Linked DNA regions of Homo sapiens: regions 2, 3 and 4 are each linked to region 1. A link is a loop called in an ENCODE intact Hi-C map of the cell type or tissue named here. Cell type or tissue: PC-3. All regions are shown on one strand. Region 1 has its middle 180 kb from the start of SIPA1L1. Region 2 has its middle 72 kb from the start of SIPA1L1. Region 3 overlaps SIPA1L1-AS1 (SIPA1L1 antisense RNA 1). Region 4 overlaps LOC105370706.

Region 1 (5,000 bases):
AAAAAAGCTAGTGCCCTTATACAAAGGCTGGAATATAGCAGAAGCCCACCAAGCATCTTGCCTAGGCCTTTCCTGGGCCTTAAAGCATGACCAAATAATGAAAGAATTCTTAACAGGACCCTTTTAGGATTAGATGAGTTTTACTGGGGGTCTGAAGAAACTCCCCAGGCCTCCACAAATAAGTTTATTGGGGGTCTAAAGGAACTCCCCAAACCTCCGTGATTTAACAGGAGACAAGGATAATCACCTCACCACTTGGACCCATTTAGATTAAGCAAATTTACTGAGGCCCCAGAGGAAGGTCTTCAGTACTGAGACCTTAGTTATAGATTAAAAGAAGTTAATCACTTATGTCTTTAAATGAATGCACACTTACATGTAGACATACAGCTTAGAAGGTATACAAGCTCTGGAAAACTTTGTAATTTTGAATTGGTCTGGTGATAATTTCCAGGCCTTCTCCCTGTAACCGATTGCAGAAAATAAAACCTCTCTTCCTCCCCAGTTCATCTGCATCTCATTATTAGGTGGCGAGAAATAGCAGCCTGACCCTCAGTTTGGTCCGGGAACAAAATGTCCCCTGGGGGGCAGAGTGGAGGGGACAAAAGCTCCCTGGTAGAGAACCAGTGAATTAACTCATTTAATCCTAGAACAACCCTGAGGTGGGTAATATTTCTCCTTATTTATTTTTAAAAATTGTGGTAAAATATACATACACAACATTTACCATCGTAACCATTTTTAAGTGTGTAGTTCAGTGGCATTAAGTACATTCATACTGTTGTGCATCCATCTTCCCATCCATCTCTGGAACTCTTCATCTTGCGAAACTGAAACTATGCTCATTAAGCAAGAACTTCCCATTCCCCTCTTCCTCCAGCCCCTGGCAGCCACCGTCCTACTTTCCTTTTTTTTTTTTTTTTTTTTGAGACGGAGTCTTGCTCTTTTTGCCTAGGCTGGAGTGCAATGGTGCGATCTTGGCTCACTGCAACCTCCACCTCCTGGGTTCAAGTGATTCTTATGCCTCAGCCTCCCGAGTAGCTGGGATTACAGGTGCACACCACCACGCCTGGCTAATTTTTGTATTTTTTAATAGAGACAGGGTTTTTCCATGTTGGCCAGGCTGGTGTTGAACGCCTGACCTGCACCATTCTACTTTCTATCTCTACAAATTTGACAGCTCTAAGTACCTCATCTAAGTGGAATCATACAGTGTTTGTCCTTGGACTCAGCATGATGTCTTCAGAGTTCATCCATGTTGCAGTACACGTCCAGATTCTCTTCCTTTGAGGTTGAATAGTATTCCATGTATGTCTAGGCCACATTTTATTTATGCATTTCTCAGTGGATGAACACTTGGCTTGCTTCCACCTTTCAGCTTTTGTCAATGATGCTGCTATTAGTACTCCCTTTTGGCAGATGAGAAAACTGAGGCGTAAGAGGTGAAGTAACTTGCTGTAAGTTCCCCAGCTAGTGAGTAGCGCACCTAGATTCCAGCCAAGCAGTTGGCTTCAGAGGCTGCTGCTGAGACCTCCTCACTGCACACAGCCAGGCACCCACCCAGGCACCCACCCCCTTCCGATGCCATCTGATAAGCAGGGACCTATTACTGCTCTGCTGGGAGCTGAGTCAGAGATGGGGCATACTGGGGGCTGGGGAATGATTACTTCTTTGTTTCCCCCTCTTATTTTATCCCTGGAAAGCCTGGATCAAACCAGGAGGTAGAGAGATTTCTTCAGTGGTGGGCCCTCCACAGGAAAGTCCCCACCATCCCTGTCCTCCCACCATCAGTAACCACACCATTCCTACCCAACTGCCTGATTGGGGATGAGGTCTGGGGCTCATGTACCTCTGCATCCCAAACAAATAGCTACTGTGCATTCCTGTAAGTCCTCTGGTTGAGAATCTGTAAACAGACTCATTGGTAAAGTCTTTCTTGGAAGCTGACCACATGACATGGGAATGTTCGTAGAAGATGCACGTAGTCACCATGAGGAGGGGAAAGAACCCAGTCATCCTATTGTTTTAGACAGGGCTTAACAAAAATGTCTATATAACAAAGCCTGCAAAAATTTAGAAGTGAAACATTTGTGGTTTGAGTTTTTGCGTCAAGGTCCACCACACTTCCTGACAAGTCAGCTCCTTGTCTGGGTAGCCCTTGGATATCAGATCTTCAGGAGAAGCTACTGCCTCTTCAGGTCTGCAGGTTTCCAAATATCAAATTTCTAAAGCATACAATGCCCACAGTTTCACCACTTCCTTTGGTGTCAATGCATTTCATTTTGAGCAATGGCAAGAAAGGCCCCTATGAAATCTTGCTACCACCACCAACAGGAAACATAGCAATCTGTAGCTATAGTCCCCTCATCTGGAGACTGGCCTTGGTAGGCTCACTTCATGCCTTCCTTGCTGGGTTTTGGAAGATGTTGCAATTAACACAAGGAAAGAAGGCAAGCTCTTACCCCTCCTTCCCCTTCACTCAGTAGCAGCATGGTGGTTGCAGAAATAAAGCACTCAGTTGTTCTTTCTGCTTGCAATTGTTCAGATGCAAGGGGAAAAAGTAAAAACTGAAGCTTGCTATGACCTCTGTCTTAAACCATTTTGTGCAGCTATAAAAATTGCTGGGTAATTAATAAAGAACAGAAATTTATTTCTCACAGTTCTGGAGGCTGGGAAGTCCAAGATCAAGGTGCCAGCAGGCTTGGTGTCTGGAGAGGGCCACCCCCAGGATGGTACCTTACACATTACATCTTCCGGAGCAGGGGCAATCACTGTTCCTTACAGGACAGAAATGCAGAACAGAGGGAACCCACATCCACAAGCCCTTTTTAGACTGGCTTTAATCCACTCATGCTCCACCCTCATGACCTGAACACCTCCCAGTAAACCCCACCACCCAATGCTGTTGCATTGGGGATTAAGTTTCCAACACGTGAGTTTTGGAGGGAACAAAAACATTCTGACCATAGCAGCCTCTCCCCAACTTTTACAAGAAGGCTGGCATCTGACGCATTTCATAGCCTGAGTATAAGATGAGGTAACGGAGGGCCCACATCACCTACATCCTGTAAAGCCTGAGGCTCACCAAACCACACAGGGGAGTATGAACACAGAGGACACCTCCCACTGTTGTTCTCTTGTCTCCTGACTCAAACAGCCCCTTCCTTTCAGCCCAAGACATTGAGCCATCCGGGGCTTGCTGTGGTATGATACAAAATAAATATTTGGTCTTTGTCCCTGGTTCCTGACACAGCGCCTCAAAATCCTTGGAACTGATAGTCCTGTATGCTAATGAGATGAGTCATGGAGAGGCCCTAGATAGCTTCAGGATGGGGGCTGGTCACTAGAAAAATCAACCATGTGATTAGAGGATTAGAACTTTCAGCCCCACCTCCTCACTTCTGACCTTCAAGGAGAGGAAAGGGATTGGAGATAAAGTCCAATCACTAAATGACCAATGATTTCATCAATCATGCCTGCATAATTCAGACCTTGAGCAAGAAAGAGGTCAAAGCCTGAGTTACTACCTTTAGTGAGCTTAATTTCCACGTAGGAAAGTAAGAGAAGCACAGCAGCAAAGCTGTGTTTAAAATCCCCGCCCCCGCCCTCCCACTCCCTGCAAAAACACTCCTAAATGAAGTCAGATAAAAATCTCCCAAAAAAATCCTAAGTGAAATCAGATGCAGTGGCTGAAACGTAATTCCAGCTACTGGGGAGACTGAGGTGGGAGGATTGCTTAAGCCCAGGAATTTGAGGCCAGCCTGGGAAACATAGAGAGACCCTATATCTTTAAAAAATTTTGTTTTAATAAAAACAAGAATAAAACCTAAATGACAGGGATTCAGAGAACTTCTGGGTTGAGAAAAACATTGCTTTAAGAGGCCAAGGTGAGAGAATCACCTGAGGCCAGGAGTTCAGGACCAGCCTCTAAGAGACGGGGGGGTCTCACTCTATTGCCCAGGCTGGAGTGCAGTGGCACAATCTCAGCTCACTGCAGCCTTGACCTCCTGGGCTCAGGTGATCCTCCTACCTCAGCCTCCTGAGTAGCTGAGACCACAGGCATGTGCCACCATGCCCAGCTAACTTTTTTTATTTTTAGTGGAGATAAGCTTTCACTGTGTTGCCCAGACTGATCTCAAACTCCTGGTCTTAAGCAATCCTCCCACCTAAGCCTCCCAAAGTGCTGGGATTACAGGCGTGACCCACTGTGCCCAGCCCCTCAAACAAATTTTTTTTGTTTAGCCACATAGTGGCATGTGCCTGTAGTCTCAGCTACTTGGAAGGCTGAGGCCGGAGCATTGCTTGAGCCCAGGACGTCGAGGCTACAGTGAGCTACAATTTCATCACTGCACTCCAGCCTGGGTGACGGTGTGAGACCCTGTTTAAAAAATAAAAGAAAGACATTGATGCGCTTCAAGGATGGTGCATCTGAAAGACAGAGCCCCAGGACGGTGGTGGCTGCCACCCTCCCTATGCAGCTCTTCCATTTGGTTGTTCCTGAATTGTATCCTTTATAATTAATGGGCAAATGTTAATTAATACGTTTTCCTGAGTTTTATGAGCTGTGAATTATCAAAACTGAGGAAGGGGTTGTAGAAACTCCCAAATGTATAGTCAGAAGTATGGGCGGCTTCTTGGACTTGTGGCTGGCATCTGAAGCAGGGGCAGTCTGGGACGGAGCCTTGAACATGCACTGTTGGCTCTAACTCCAGGAGTTAGAACTGAATTGACTGTTGGATTCCTGTTGATGTCAGAGTCACGGGTCACGAGTGTGGAACACTCTCCACACACTTGGTATCAGAAGTGTCAGAAAAAAGACACTACACCTGTTTTCTCACCAAACAGTGGAAATGCTAAACTATAAGCTATTTCCACTGCATTTTTTTCCCCTCTTGCAATTCCACTCTTCCAGGAAGCTTGGGTGATCAGCCTAGAGTGTTACCTACACTCGCCAACAGAGTCAGCTGAGTTGACGCTCTGGGCATGACAGTTCTTTATTG
Region 2 (5,000 bases), 110 kb after region 1:
TGTTGAGGCTCAATGCGGGGCAGACATTTTGCCATGATATTAGAAGACGTATCCACCATGGCCATAATGAGGTGCAGCCACTTTGGTGGAAACAGCAGGGAGTTCAGAATCAACTCTGGTTTGACTGTTGACTCCCTTTTCTAGCTGAGGAGCATGGGGCAGCTACTTGCTTTCTCTAGGCCCAGCTCTGCCACCCTTCCTTTGGCATGTGAGTTCATTCAAAGGAGGCAGTGCTGTGAGGGATGCTGATATGGTTTGGTTCTGTGTCCCCGCCCAAATCTCATATTGAATGGTAATTCCCAGTGTTGGAGGAGGGGCCTGGTGGGAGGTGACTAGATCATGGACGGATTTCCCCCTTGCTGTTCTCGTGATAGTGAGTGAGTTCTCAGGAGACCTGGTTGTTTAAAAGTGTGTAGCTCCTCCCCATTCACACTCTTCTTCCTGCTCCAGCCCTGTAAGATGTGCCTGCTTCCCTTTCACCTTCCACCAGGATCGTGAGTTTCCTGAGGCCTCCCCAGCCATGCTTCCTGTACAGCCTGCAGAACCATGAGCCAATTAAACCCCTTTTCTTTATAAGTTACCCAGTCTCAGGTATTTCTTTATAGCAGTGCACGAATGGACTAATACAGATATCATGGCAATAAATGGGGCATTCTGTAAGCCCATGAAAAATGGTTCTGGCCTAGGGGCTATAGACATGGAGATGTGGAAAACAAATACCCCTATTTTTCTGTCCTGTCATTCTCTGACCTCCATTACTGTCTCCCATCCTTGGCCAAACCCAACAGGAAGCTGAAGAGAAAGATAAGGGCAGGAAGTGGGTGAGGGGAGGGTTAGTATGGGCAAAAGAAAATAAGCAAAAGAGTTGTTGTGTGTGCCTGGTATATACTAGATGTATGACTATACATGGATATTATTTTTGTTGTTTTTTATTTGTTTTGTTTTTTAAATAGAGATGGGGTCTCACTATGTTGCCCAGGCTGGTCTCAAACTCCTGGGCTCAAGTGATTCTCCTGCCTTGGCCTCCCAAAATGCTGGGATTACAGGAGGGAGCCACCATGCCAGGCCTTTTTGTTGTTTTCTTTTTATTTTTAGAATCCTGAAGTCAAGTTCTGGAAAAAAGAAAAGTGAAAGTTCACAGAGATAAGAAACAAGGTTGGCACACTAGACTATGTATTGGGGACCACGGCTCCCAGTCCTCCTGCAACTCGGCTGTCTCCCTGTCCTGCCTGTGTCAGTGCCTCATGGGCCCCAGTCTCTTCATTCCCAATGAGTCTCTCCACTCTAACTAAACTGGCCTGTCAGGGCAAGTCTGATAGGAGCTGTGGTAATGACAGCATAGAAGACTATGTGTCTCCTGCTATGATGACAGCATCCTTAGAGCGTGGCTCTTCAGTCATTTTTCCTGATGTGATGGTGATTCCAGCTGACCAGTCACTATAGCCATGCCCTCTTCCCTGTACTCATCAATGACCAGCAAGAGCTCAGGACACCATTCCACTCTAAATACAAGAGCCAAACTTCTGCAGTCCATACGAGCATCTCCTAGCTCAGAGATGAGTCAGTGTGCAGGAAGAGTAAATGAGTTACAGATAGGATCTAAATGTGGACCCCTCTCCCATCTCTCATATCTCTCATTCCTACTAATGCCTTACTTCTGTTTCCCCCACTGCCCCAGATATTCACTGTATTAGTTCATTCTTGCATTGCTATAAAGAAATACCTGAGACAGGGTAATTTATAAAGAAAAGAGTTTTAATTGGCTCATTGTTCTGCAGGCTGTACAGGAAGCACGATGCTGGCATCTGCTTGGCTTCTGGGGAGGCCTCAGGAAACTTGCAATCATGGTGGAAGGTGAAGGGGGAGCAGGCACTTCACATGGCCAGAGCAGGAGGAAGAGAAGAAAGGGAGGTGTCACACACTTTTAAACAACCAGATCTCAGAAGAACTCACTATCACGACAACAGCACCATAGGGGAAATCTGCCCCCATGATCCAAGCACTTCCCACCAGGCCCCATCTTCAACATTGAGGATTACAACTGAACATGATATTTGGGTGGGGACGCAGATCCAAACCATGTCATTCAGCCTCCTCAATTTCTCCTTACCCCAGAGTCATGAACTCTAAGGTCCCCACCTGTGGATTCAGAGAGAATGAATCAGCACCCCTGACTAGATATCCCAGCCCCTGAGGATGGAGCATAATTCCCCAACCCCAGAAGAAAGTCAGTTTAGTTTCTAAAGCAGATCAGCTTTCCTCACTCCTGATTTACTTGGGATAGTAACTGGATATGACCCCCTGTTTTGATTAAGACATTGGGTGTTGGTTTCTGGTTGTTTATTCCACAAATTACCCTCTTCTGGAGGCTTGACCCGTCGTAGGCACGCCAGATACTGACCAATCTGTTCTAATGGAACTAATACTCATAAATTGTCTCCCTTTCCAGCTCTTACCCAACTGATGAATGAGCCAGAGAGAAAGTATTTTAATTGGATTCCTGACTTGATAAGATTTCATGTGTTCCCTTTGAACACATAAAGAACTTCCTCTACTTCCTCTCCTCCTGCTTTCCCACCTTGCACCAAAAAAAAAAAAAAAAGAAAGAAAGAAAGAAAGAAAAGGAAATCATTTTGGAGGAGGGGGTCAGGAGAAGGAGACTGTTCTTTCAACCAGGAATGTCTCAGCACCTGCAAGTTAATTTAGAAATGTATAGGTAATTGCAGAGAGGAGAAGACTTAGTAAAAATTTTGTTTCCTCTAAAAGGAACAATTGCTTTTATTTAATGGATATGCGGAAGAACTTTTTGTTATCTGTGCCTGGAGTTATTTGCTTCAATTATCTTGCTGGGTTTCGATTGTCCCTCCTCCTCCTCCTTTGAAAGAACATTGAAAAAGGAAACCTAGTTCTCTCCTAATGTGTCAGATGCCTGTAATGTCACAAAAGAAAGGCATCTATAAACTGTTCCTCTGTGGGAGTGGATATGGGATCCTTGCTCAAATAAGCTTATTGGGTGCTAGCATCACACCTGAAAAGGCACAGGCTTAAGCATCACACCTTTAGAGAAGTGGTTCTCAACCCAATTTGCACATTCCATTAAAACACCTGTGTGTGTGTGTGTGTGTGCCTACACACTTATTTCCTGGGCCCCACTCTGGAGAATCCAATTCAATTGGTCTGAAGTAGGCCCAGGCATTGGTAGGTTTTTTGTTCGTTTGTTTGTTTTTGTTTTTGAGACGGAGTCTCACTCTGTCACCCAGGCTGGAGTGCAGTGGCGTGGTCTCGGCTCACTGCAACCTCTGCCTCCTGGGTTCAAGTGATTCTCCTGCCTCAGCCTCCAAAGTAGCTGGGACCACAGGCATGTGCCACCACACCCAGCTAGTTTTTTGTTTGTTTGTTTTTTGTATTTTAGTAGAGATGGGGTCTCACCATGTTGGCCAGACTGGCCGTAAGTGATCCACTCGCCTCTGCCTCCCAAAGTGCTAAGATTACAGGTGTGAGCCACCATGCCCAGCCTCTAGTGATTCTTGTGTGCATCCAGATTGAGAAACGCTGCTTAGAGCTTCAAGAAGTTTGCCCACACTTATCTTCATTACCCTGTGACCCAGTTAATTTTCTTCTGGAATTCAAAAGGAGATCCTTGAAGCTAGTTGGCTATTTGCAGCAGATGACACTCAGCTGCAAAGAAAAAAGGAAATGCAAAGAATAAAGAATATGAAACCTGTAAAGGCCAAAGTTCTTAGAAGCAAAATGTTCCAATCAGAACATTGGGTGAACTGTAGGCCGGGTGCGCTGGTTCACGCCTGTAATTCCAGCACTTTGGTAGGCCAAGGCAGGCAGATCACTTGAGGTCAGGAGTTTGAGGCCAGCCTGGCCAACATGGTGAAACCACATCTCTACTAAAAATACAAAAATTAGATGGGCATTTTGGTGGGTGCCTGTAATCCCAGCTACTTGGGAGGCTGAGGCAGGAGAATCACTTGAACCCAGGAGGTGGAGGCTGCAGTGAGCCGAGATCAAGCCGTTGCATTCCAGCCTGGGTGATAGAGCATGACTCCATCTCAAAAACAAAAACAAAAAAAGAAAGGACGTTAGGTGGGTGAACTGTGATGATGTGATGCTGCTTCCTCTCTCTCTTATCCTCTACACACGTACACATGAGAATGCTCATGTCGGCACACATGCTGCACGTGCACACACAGTGACATGATACAGCTCTACACACAAACTCCAGATTTGTCCCACCTGGCACAAAGCTCTGAAGCAGTTGACTTCTGTTTGTCAAAATGGTCTTCCTGCACTTACTGGGCTACAGGTGGCTTCAATGCAGCAACACGTTGTATTTCATCTTAAGTTATTTGTTTGGAATTCCAATATATGTTTCCATAAATAAATGGTGTAATCATGATGATAAATTTCCATAGTACAACTGAACTGAAGTACAAAATGTATTCTAGAGTAATTACGGTGGAGTTAGAGCACTAACAACATAGGTTCGCCTCACTGGATTACTATGACACCCAGGTATTCTGTACAATAACAATTGCAGAGGCAGGAAGAGTGACATGCATGTGGCACTACTACTGAATGGCAATAATAGAGGGCAATGGAAAGGTATGAACCAACCTCAAGGGTGAGAGCTGAGTGAGGCTTTGTAGACCAAAGATAGGGAGCATAAGAGGTGAGTTTTAAGATCTAGGTTATAGAATGGGTTGCTGTGACTGAGGTGAGATAAGATGGGGGCTGCCTGTTTAGGAGATCATAAACATATACCAGGGGATATTTGGAGATCTTAGTGAACCTCCAAATTTATAATGGGGAGCTGTCTGCGGAGGCTCCTGTCTTCCAAGTCACATGTCCATAGAGAGTTTTATCTGATTTTTGTGCAGATCCTGGTATCCCTGGACCATGTTTTTCAATTTAAAGAGAAAGTTTAATCTCAAATGTCATTTTTCACAAAGAGATAAAGTGTTTATTACCAGGAAGTGGTGAAGACTGCA
Region 3 (5,000 bases), 150 kb after region 1:
ACTCATTCATTAATTTATTGGGCAACTATCTACTGTGCTCCAGGTCATCTGTTAGGTATTAAGGATTCAGAAATAAATGAATGTCATATTTGCCTTTTAGGAAACCACAATTTAGCAGAGAATACTAAGCACACAACTCTAACACATTCTGGCAAGTATGATTTGTGAACCCCAAATATCTAAGACAGGTCTCAGTCAATTTAGGAAGTTTATTTTGCCAAAGTTAAGGAGGGTGCCCATGACATAGCCTCAGGAAGTCCTGACTACATGTGTCCAAGGTGGCGGGGGTACAGCTTGGTTTTCTGCATTTTAGGAAGACATGAGATCAATATATGTAAGATGCACATCAGTTCCATCCAGAAAGGCGGGACAACTCCAAGCAGGGAGGGGGCTTCCAGGTCATAGGTAAGAGACGAACAGTTGCATTCTTTCAAGTTGCTGATTAGCCTTTCCAAGGGAGGCAACCAGATACGCATTTATCTCAGTGAGCAGAGGTGTGACTGAGTTCTCTCTGTCCTTTCTCTTCAAGGAAATTCCTTGTGAGAGAGGTATGTAGCTTTTAAAAAATCTTAGTAGCTATCTTTTTTAGGAATAGAATGGAGGGTAGGTTTGTCCTAAGCAGTTCCCAGCTTGACTTTTCCCTTTGGCTTAGTGATTTTGGGGTTCCAATATTTATTTTCCTTTCACAGATTACATGATTTTATGACTTTACCTGTCGTGAAGTATTGCCTCAATTTCACAACATACCTTTCTTAAGCATCCACATGTGAGCCAGGCCCTAGGCTAGGCCCTGCAGACAGAAACACACCAGGGCACTGGCAGGGCTCTCAAGCCAGCATGACAAACTTCCCCCAAAGACCGCAGGACAGAGTTTACGAGTTTCACCTTCCACCTCCACCCAGTTGGTCCACCTGCAGGAAGTGAAGCCGTTCTAAAAAGTCAGAAGTGACAGATTCTGTGTCATAGGACAAAGAAAATGCAGGTGACAGGATAGGCAGTTGCATAAAGCTTGGCTGGGTGTTACCAGAAAGGTGTCCCCATCCAGACCCCAAGAGAGGGTTCTTGGACCTCAGGCAAGAAAGAATTCAGAGAAAGTCCATAAAATGAAAGCAAGTTTACTAAGAAAGTAAAGAAATAGGCCAGGCGAGGTAGTTCACGCCTATAATCCCAGCACTTTGGGAGGCCGAGGCGGTTGGATCACCTGAGGTCAGGAGTTCCAGACCAGCCTGGCCAACATGGTGAAACCCCGTCTCTACTAAAAATACAACAATTAGCTGGGTGTGGTGGCATGTGCCTGTAATCCCAGCTACTCAAGAGGCTGAGGTAGGAGAATCGCTTGAACCCAGGAGGTGGAGGTTGCAGTGAGCCGAGATCGCACCACTGCACTCAGCCTGGAAGACAGAGTGAGACTCCATCTCAAAAAAAAAAAAAAAAAAAAAAGAAAAAGAAAAAGAAAAAAGAAAGAAAAAAAAGTAAAGGAATAAAAGAAAGGCTACTCCACAGGCAGAGCAGCAGCATGGGCTGTTCAACGGAGTATATTTAAAGTTATTTCTTGATTATATGCTAAACAAAGGATGGATTATTCTTGTGTTTTCTTGAAAAGAGGCAGAGATTTCCTGGAACTGAGGATCCCTCCCCTTTTTATATAGAGTAGTTTTCAAATGTTGCCATGGCATTTGTAAACTGTCAAGGTGCCAGTGGGAGCGTCTTTTAGCATGCTAATGCATTATAAATTAGCGTATAATGAGCAGTGAGGACGACCAGAGGTCACTTTCGTTACCATCTTAGTTTTGGTGGGTTTTGGCCGGCTTCTTTACCACAATGTGTTTTATCAGCAGGGTCTTTGTGACCTGTGTCTTTTTTTTTTTTCTTTTCTTTTTTTTGAGATGGAGTTTCGTTCTGTTGCCCAGGCTGGAGAGCAATGGTGCAATCTCGGCTCACTGCAACCTCCACCTCCAGAGTTTAAGTGATTCTCCTGCCTCAGCCTCCCGAGTAGCTGGGATTACAGGTGTGTGCCACCACACCCGGCCAATTTTTGTATTTTTAGTAGAGACGGAGTTTCACCATGTTGGCCAGGCTGCTATCGAACTCCTGACCTCAAGTGATCTGCACCCCCCCTCAGCCTCCCAAAGTGCTGAGATTACAGGTGTGAGCCACAGCGTCCGGCCTGTGACTTGTATCTTGTGACCTCCTATCTCATCCTGTGACTAAGAATGCCTAACCTCCTGGGATTGCAGTCCAGCAGGTCTCAGCCTTATTTTACCCAGCCCCTATTCAAGATGGAGTCATTCTGGTTTAAATGCCTCTGACAATGGCTCTCCAGCCACAAAGGAGGAAGTGATTAAAGCATGGAGTCAGAGTTTTTCTGCACTGTTCCACACAGGAGGGCTCTCTTCAAACACAGTTTCCACGTTGAGCTGACTCACTGGCTTCCTCCTCCTACAGTGTCATAGTTACCTCTTTTCCAACTGCACTGCTGAGCAAGTGCAGAGATTGCTTGTTTCAAGGTAGATTGTTGAAAACTTCTTTCGTTTCTCATTTCTATTTCTAGGCATGTCACTGACTTGCTGAGTCATATTTGGCAAGCTCAGGATCTCTTTTTTCCTTGTTTTTCCATCTGGATAATATGATTTATAAAAAGCTCTAAGGCATTTTATTTGGAAAAAGGCATAAACATATAAAAATGATAGTGTTGTTTACCAAAAGACTTTTATCCATACATAGTTCAATTAAAACATCTGGCCAGGGATGGTGGCTCCCGCCTGTAATCCCAACACTGTGGGAGGCCAGGGCAGGAAGATTGCTTGAATCTAGGAGTTTGAGACCATCCTGGGCAAAATGGCAAACCCCTGTCTCCACAAAAAAATTACAAAATTAGCTGGGCATGGTGGTGCACAGCTATACTCTCAGCTACTCAGGAGGCTGAGGTGGGAGGCTCACCTGAGCTGGGGAGGTCAAGGCTGCAGTGAGTGTGATTGCACCACTGCACTCCAGCCTGGGCTACAGAACAAGACCTTGTCTGAAAAAAAAAAAATTGTCTCATCATAATAAAATATTTTTGTCTAATTTGTTCTTTACTGAGTGTGAAAGCTCCTGGAAAACAGGTAAAATTTGTTTCTCTATTTCTATTCCCAACACTCCGCATGGTATAATATAACGAAACTAGATATTCTCCAACTGGTCCTTGAGCCCAAGGGGAAATGCATGCGTGCTGGCAAACAGCTTAGAAATGTCATGAAGTTTTGTGGGTGCATTGGGGCATCTTTTGAGTTTCAAGTCTATATCTCTCCTCTGATTTCCCAAAGGTGTGATCCAAAAAAATTGTTAAAAACCATAAAAGAGGTCCTTAGTACATAAATTGTCAATTCCTGGCCATTCCTCGGAGGTACTGGCATTCTGGAGGCATCTACACAATTTCATAACAATTGTATTGTCCATGTAATACCAACTTCAAAGAGAAGAAATACAAAGAAAATGAAAAGCTGAACACTGTGATCATCTTGCTGACATTGAAGTAGGAGAGAGGCAAGAGATAAGAAAATTATCACTTAATATTAACATTATGCCCCTTAGCCAAATGGCAATATGGCTAGGTTATTTATTTTAATTTAATAACAATCAAGCTATTGTAAAACCCTCAATACACTATCTTGCAAAGAGAAGATACTGAATAAATATTTGATGGTAATACAAAGGAAGCAAGATGAAATAAAAATAAGATACTGTAAAGATGTTATCATAAAGACTTCACCAGAACTTTTTTCATAAATATTTTAAGAATATTTTTGGACTTAGGTTATAAATATGACTTCCAAATTGATAATCTTATAAATTTTTAAAATAAAATATATGGAACAGAGCAACAGAAAGTATATCAACTTTGCTACTTTTATGTAACTTTATTTGTAGCTTTTAAAATAATCCACTTCTTCCCATTAAACAAAAAGTGCCTTGAGATTGGATCCAAGTTTTGTTTTTTTCTTCTAACTTCCAACATTTCATATTGAGCACAGGACTTCAGGACTTCATTTTCATTGGTGCTTCAGAAACATCACTTACTGGTAAAGATAAATGAGAAGTATTCAGTTATGAATAAGTTGTCAGAGATGTCTCTCATGTGTGAGATGGTTCCATTTCCCAAGGATTTCTCTCATTTCTGTAGTAGCGTGTATGACAGCCCATATGGAGTCTACAACTAGAATCCAGACTGTGTATGCAATACGGAGATAGATGTCCCACACCTACTTCCTGGTTTTGGAACATGAGGAAATCACTCAATTGGACTGTAAAAATTTAAATCTGTATTTGTTTAATCATGCAGAATATTTATTTTTAATCTTATTATTTAAAAAATAAAACAGATACAAAAGGCCAGGCACGGTGGCTCATGCCTGTAATCCCAGCACTTTGGGAGGCTGAGGTGGGTGGATCACCTGAGGTCAGGAGTTCAAGACCAGCCTGGGCAACATGGTGAAACCCCGTCTCTACTAAAAATACAAAAATTAGCTGGGCGTGGTGGCGCGTGCCTGTAATCCCAGCTATTCAGGAGGCTGAGGCAGGAGAATTGCTTGAGCCCGGGAGGCGGAGGTTGCAGTGAGCTGAGATTGTACCATTGCACTTCAGGCTGGGTGACAGAGTGAGACTCCGTCTAAAACAAACAAACAGAAAAAACAGATACAAAAGACACATGAAACAAATGTATAGCCTAATGAATTATTACATGTCCAACTTTCTTATAACCAACACCAAAGTCAAGAAATAGAACTAGGACAGTTATCCCGGAAGCCCCTCCACATATCCTGTCTCAATTATAGTCCCTTCCCTCCATCCTTACCCTCCCATCCCAAGAAATCACTGTCCCGACTTTTATAGCAGTGGTTCTCAAAGTGTCTAGAATCTTGATAGAAAAGCAAATTATTGGGCCCCATCACAGACCTAAGAAATAAAAAACTCTTGGAGTGGAGCCCAGCAATCCATGTTTTAAATTTTTTTCCAGGTGA
Region 4 (5,000 bases), 72 kb after region 1:
ATTTTTTGTAGAGATGGGGATCCCACTATGTTGCCCAGGCTGGTCCCAAACTCCTGGGTTCAGGGGATCTGCCCGCCTCGGCCTCCCAATGTGTTGGGTTACAGGTGAGAGCCATTGCGCCCAGTCTTGATGACTTCTTTACTCCCTAGAGAGCAGAGAAACCTTTCCTGCCTAGCCTGTGGCCTCGGTCTTAGAAGTCATCTCTGGAGTCCAGCAAGCCTCACAGATGCTGGGCTAGCTTTTCACATCCTTTGAGGTGGTTTCAATGATCTAAGTAAGAAGAGGCACACACTGCCAGTTTACTGCCAAGCTTCACTCTTAGCCCTCCTTTACCCTACAGTGCTCTGGGGAGGGGAGGAGATGGCAAAGACCCTCCCCAGGGAGGTTTCTGAAAGGTCACATCCAGCACTGGAAAGCGCTGGAGGGTGATGTGTTGGTCTCAGTGTAACCTGCATTTGCATGTGGATTTCAAGCATCCTCCTAAACAAGCCAAATGTCCAGGAATGGATAGACTCCACAGTAAGATTTTGTGATTTTGGTGTCTAAAGCTGTCTTCATTTTTTTTTTTTTTATTCCACCTCGTCCACCCACTCCAGCCAGCTGAAATTCCCTGTGCCAAAAGTATGGAGAGAAGATGTCAGGAACGTGTGAGAACTCCCCCAGACGGTCTTTTGGAGTCACCCTGCCCTCCAGACAATTTTGGTGCCGGCTGCCTCCAGGAACCTGACTCTCTCAGTCTCTTACTGTTTCGCTCCGTGGGTCAAGTCTCTGCAAAGCCTTCACGCTGAGCCTTGCCTTGCAGGCAGCCTTTGTGAGGCAGTCATCATGGCTCAGCTAACTGCAGCAGGAAGAGGCAGACATGGAGCTAAAAGCACAGCAGCTGGGATTCCAGGAAAGCAGGAAGTTCTGCAGTTAGCATCAGGTTAGTCTACCAGCGAGAGTGGAGCTGGGTCATAGGCCCAGGTTGAGGGTAAGGACCCTGAGATGGTTTGGCTGTGTCCCCACCCGAATCTCCTTTTGAATTGTAGCTCTCATAAGTCCCACGTGTTGTGGGAGGGATCTGGTGGGAGACGATTGAATCGTGGGGGTGGTTTCCCCCATAGTGTTCTTATGGTGGTGAATAAGTCTCATGAGATCTGATGGTTTTATAAGGAGTTTCCCCTTTTGCTTGGCTCTCATTCTCTCTTGCCTGCTGCCATGTAAGATGTGCATTTTGCCTTTGATTGTGAGGTCTCCTCAGCCATGTGGAACTGTGAGTTCATTAAACCTATTTTTCTTTATAAATTACCCAGTCTCGGGTATGTCTTTATCAGCAGCATTAGAACAGACTCATACAAACCCCCGTCTCTGAGAAGTCCAGTCCTAGAAGGACCGAGTTACTGGGGCAAGACTCATATGGAGCAGGGTGAAGAACAATACCTTGCTGCAACAATCCAGATGGGCATTTTATTGTCTCATCCATGGCTTTTTTTTTTTTTTTTTTTTTTTTTTTAGAACTGGGACTTCATGTCAGAGTTGTAGAAGCAACAATAGTAACTCAATGCCAAATACTGGAAAATTAAAGCTGAGCTACAGAAATGTCTCCAGCTAAAGTCAGGCATACTGGACACCCTTTTTCTAGGACTAACTCCCCAGTTAGAACACACCCCTCACAGTTACTTTCCCCACATGTTCCCACCCCAGTAGCTCCCATGGCTACTACAGAATCATCAGCTATTTTGGGCCCAAGGTGATTGGCCCAAGGGTGACTTGTGACGAAAGATAGGCCAAATCAGGGCCCTTTCCAGAGATGTTTAGACTTGGGGCTCAAGTCTTTGAGACAGCTTCTCCCTGGTGACTATAGCAGACCCTGTCAATGTCCAACACCTGTCCCCTCATCATTGCTGACTCAATGTGACATCCATCTGTTCTGACGTCACATGATACATTCCCTTTACTGGATTCTCTGCACACTCTATGGACCAACACGTTCTTCAAATAGTTAATGTGCCATTAATAATCTGATATTCCTGCTTCCTTTCCACTTACATTTTGCTCTGTTAAATGCCAAAAGATCAAGAATAATTTAGTCATTTTTTTCCCACTGGGTTTCACATAGCTTCTTTCAGAGCAGTCAAAAAATTCTTACTTAATTTTGAAGCAAAAGAATCCCTGAAACTCTATAGCCCCTCCCCAGTATCTAGAACCTTTCCTGGGATTTGGAGCTTCTGAGTGGCCCTTTTTAATACCAGACACCTGAGCCAAACCTTAGTTAGTTTCAGTAAAAGCTCCTCAAGCTTGAAGTTAGGTGAACTTCCAATAAGCTGTCTTCCCAAAGAAACAGATTTAGCTATTTTTGTGCTACGCACTTGCTTCATCTAGTAGATTATAAACTTTTGGAGGAGAAGAAATGAGTGTTAGCTATCTTTGTATTCCTTGGCTCAGTACCTTACACTGAGTAAATATTTAATAAGTACAACTTTGCTACATAAATGAATCATTCAATCACATTCCCTGTGTTAAGTATAAAATTAACGATTTAAGCATCATGAATCAAATAGATAACCCCACTAGGATATATCTTAAGTTGTGCTGTTATAGACCTAATGGGTGGTTTTATAATGGACCCCCAATATTAATAAAATTCAGCAAAACTAATTGGCACTTTACTTTTGCATATAGCACACCCAACTGCTAAGAGCTAAATTTCCAAGTATGTATCCTACATAGGGAAAATCTTTTACCTTCCCCATCAAAGAGTGTTTAACTCATTGTTGGTGAATAGGGAAGTCTCTCCGGCTAAGCAGAAATGGAACCTGCCCAAGGGCATGGAGGAGACACTTTGAATGATCAGGGAGTATTTGGTCAGTCTGGCATAGGCCAATGTTCAATTAGAAACAAGAGAGAGCCCTTCCTACCGCCTCAATCCAGAAAGCAGGGGTCATGGCACCCCTGAAAGATGCTCTGGGGAGAACCCATAGGAAGTGGATACAGAGAGGTCCTGCTGTGTGGCAGATCCAACAGGACACGAGTAGAGACGGAATAACCCCACGAGTGACAGCTCTAGGGACAATGTGGCTTTCCAAAGGCTTGGGACCCAGGGTTACTCCAGCTTCCCACTTCCTGCTGCACACAGACCCCCACCCACAGCAGGCCAGGCCCCCCACGTGAAGTCTTCATACAGCCCTCAGATTTTTGTGAAGGGAGAGAAGACAGTCCACTCTCAGAGGAACACAGGGACAGGGCACAGAAATTCCCACCCCTTGTGGGCCAAGAGAGGAAATTAGAAGGCCCGAGGCAGAGAAACACTGTGCTATGCACCTCCACGTTGACTCTACTTCCAGGCAGGCAGCCTGGGTGAGAGGTACACACACACATAGATGAACGTGCAGGATGCTGGGGTGGCTCAGTGGAAGCACAGAGCTGGGGAGAAGCCTCTGCTCCCCATGGTCTCTCCGGGCTTCAAGCCTTCCCAGCTCTATCTGGTACTGGGACAGGTCCTGCTGCTGGAGGCCATCCGTGGTTCACCCAGTGTCCACTCCACCATCCAATGGTAATGGCACCCTGGTTTTCCTCTGGGGACCCAGCCTTTCCCCACACTCAGTCCTCGTGACCTCGTCTTCCTGCTCTAGAAATAGACACACATGCCCTGTGCTGGCCAAACAGTGGGTTCCATCTCCCTGGCCACTGCACTGATTTAAGGGGAGGACATGTGACCAAAGCTCAAATGGTCAGCCCAGCGTTCATGGCTGGAATGGAGGAAAGAGGCACCCTTTTTCCATGGGGTGAGGCCAGAGATTTGGGTTAGGGGTGGGGAAGTGAAGGGCATTGTGTGGGGAGTGGGTGCCTGAGAATGAAACCAAACAGGGAGGTCAAGGGAACAGCACAGCCTTGGCTCAATCCACTATGTCAGCCAAGAAACCTGCTGTGCTTAAACCGGATTAGGTTTTCAGTGCTTATAACTAAATGAGCTCTTCATTTGAATACAACTGCTGATGGTCCTCCCATTAGAAAAGAGAACAAAAGGGGCCGGGCGCGGTAGCTCCCACCTGTAATGCCAGCACTTTGGGAGGCCGAGGCAGGTGGATCATGAGGTCCGGAGATCGAGACTATCCTAACATGGTGAAACCCCGTCTCTAATAAAAATACAAAAAATTAGCCAGGCGTGGTGGCAGGCACCTGTAGTCCCAGCCACTCGGGAGGCTGAGGGAGGAGAATGGTGTGAACCCAGGAGGCAGAGCTTGCAGTGAGCTGAGATAGCGCCACTGCACTCCAGCCTGGGTGACAGAACGAGACTCCGAGATTCCGTCTCAAAAAAAAAAAAAGAAAAGAGAACAAAAGGGAGGAACAAGCCCTGTGCCACTGAGTGACATTACCATGGTGGCAACTTTGAAGGGTCCCCGTTTCATGCCTTTCTCTTTTCTCCTCCAAGAGCATTCGCCACCCAGGCAATACTCCTTTGAGAGGCAGCCTGTGAATCCCAACAACCAGGGAGCGCGCCACTTTCTTCCCCACCCGCCCCCTTGCGTCATGAAGTCCGATGGTGGAGCAGAGGGCTGTGAGTTTTAGACTTTTCATTCCATAGACCAGAAAATTGCTGAAATTAGTAGACATTTGAAGTGGCTCTTCCTCAAGCCCAGAAAAGATTTCTGCTGTTGCTATGTTTAAAAGCCCAGCAGCAAGTTGTTTTGGCTTGTGTCTTATTGTTATATAATAAACATGATAAGCTCTGTAAGCTCTGAACATTGGTTGCAAGGATGAAAATAGAGGCCTCACAATAATATGAGCCCTGGAGATGCTTTGTAGAGGGCGGGGGGAAGATAATAGTTTTCTGTGAGTGTTCAAATAGCAATGTGTGTAGTAGATTCTAAATTGCTATGTAAATTCCCAAAGGAAACAGTAGGGGAAAAAAGAAGAAGGTTATAGATTAAAAGGAACAGGTTATATATTAATGCGAGGGAAAAATGTAATCAACAACCACATGAGAGCTATTTTTAATAAGACGGGACCCAGGAGAGGTG

What was found. A loop is a pair of places that touch in the nucleus more often than their neighbours do. Peaks named below come from ENCODE experiments on the same cell type or tissue, not always from the same donor. Only the 100,000 strongest peaks of a DNase experiment are listed, where the experiment ranks them.
Region 2: it touches region 1 in a loop (8-fold over the local background); 2 of 110 quality-filtered maps call a loop at or near these places.
Region 3: it touches region 1 in a loop (9-fold over the local background); 4 of 110 quality-filtered maps call a loop at or near these places.
Region 4: it touches region 1 in a loop (4-fold over the local background); 2 of 110 quality-filtered maps call a loop at or near these places.

The regions. Positions count from the first base shown.
Region 1 is chr14:71,140,461-71,145,460 of GRCh38, forward strand. No RefSeq gene overlaps it. Among named protein-coding and RNA genes, the nearest start is that of SIPA1L1, 180 kb to the right of the region's middle. In PC-3, no CTCF peak of the experiment used is centred here; DNase peaks (open chromatin) are centred at 2,051 and 3,111; H3K4me3 peaks cover 1,560 bases; H3K27ac peaks cover 4,616 bases.
Region 2 is chr14:71,245,934-71,250,933 of GRCh38, forward strand. No RefSeq gene overlaps it. Among named protein-coding and RNA genes, the nearest start is that of SIPA1L1, 72 kb to the right of the region's middle. In PC-3, no CTCF peak of the experiment used is centred here; a DNase peak (open chromatin) is centred at 2,468; H3K27ac peaks cover 282 bases.
Region 3 is chr14:71,288,845-71,293,844 of GRCh38, forward strand. It overlaps SIPA1L1-AS1 (SIPA1L1 antisense RNA 1), which reads right to left. Exons shown (of 4, transcript NR_184180.1): 4 at 3,880-4,058. The region is part of intron 1 of LOC107984654 (a long non-coding RNA gene); the gene reads left to right. Among named protein-coding and RNA genes, the nearest start is that of SIPA1L1, 29 kb to the right of the region's middle. RefSeq lists an enhancer at 2,228-2,522. In PC-3, no CTCF peak of the experiment used is centred here; DNase peaks (open chromatin) are centred at 877 and 2,357; H3K27ac peaks cover 3,683 bases.
Region 4 is chr14:71,212,021-71,217,020 of GRCh38, forward strand. LOC105370706 reads right to left here. Exons shown (of 2, transcript XM_011537452.3): 2 at 4,297-4,854. The coding sequence ends at 4,297. Among named protein-coding and RNA genes, the nearest start is that of SIPA1L1, 110 kb to the right of the region's middle. RefSeq lists an enhancer at 294-343. In PC-3, no CTCF peak of the experiment used is centred here; no DNase peak of the experiment used is centred here.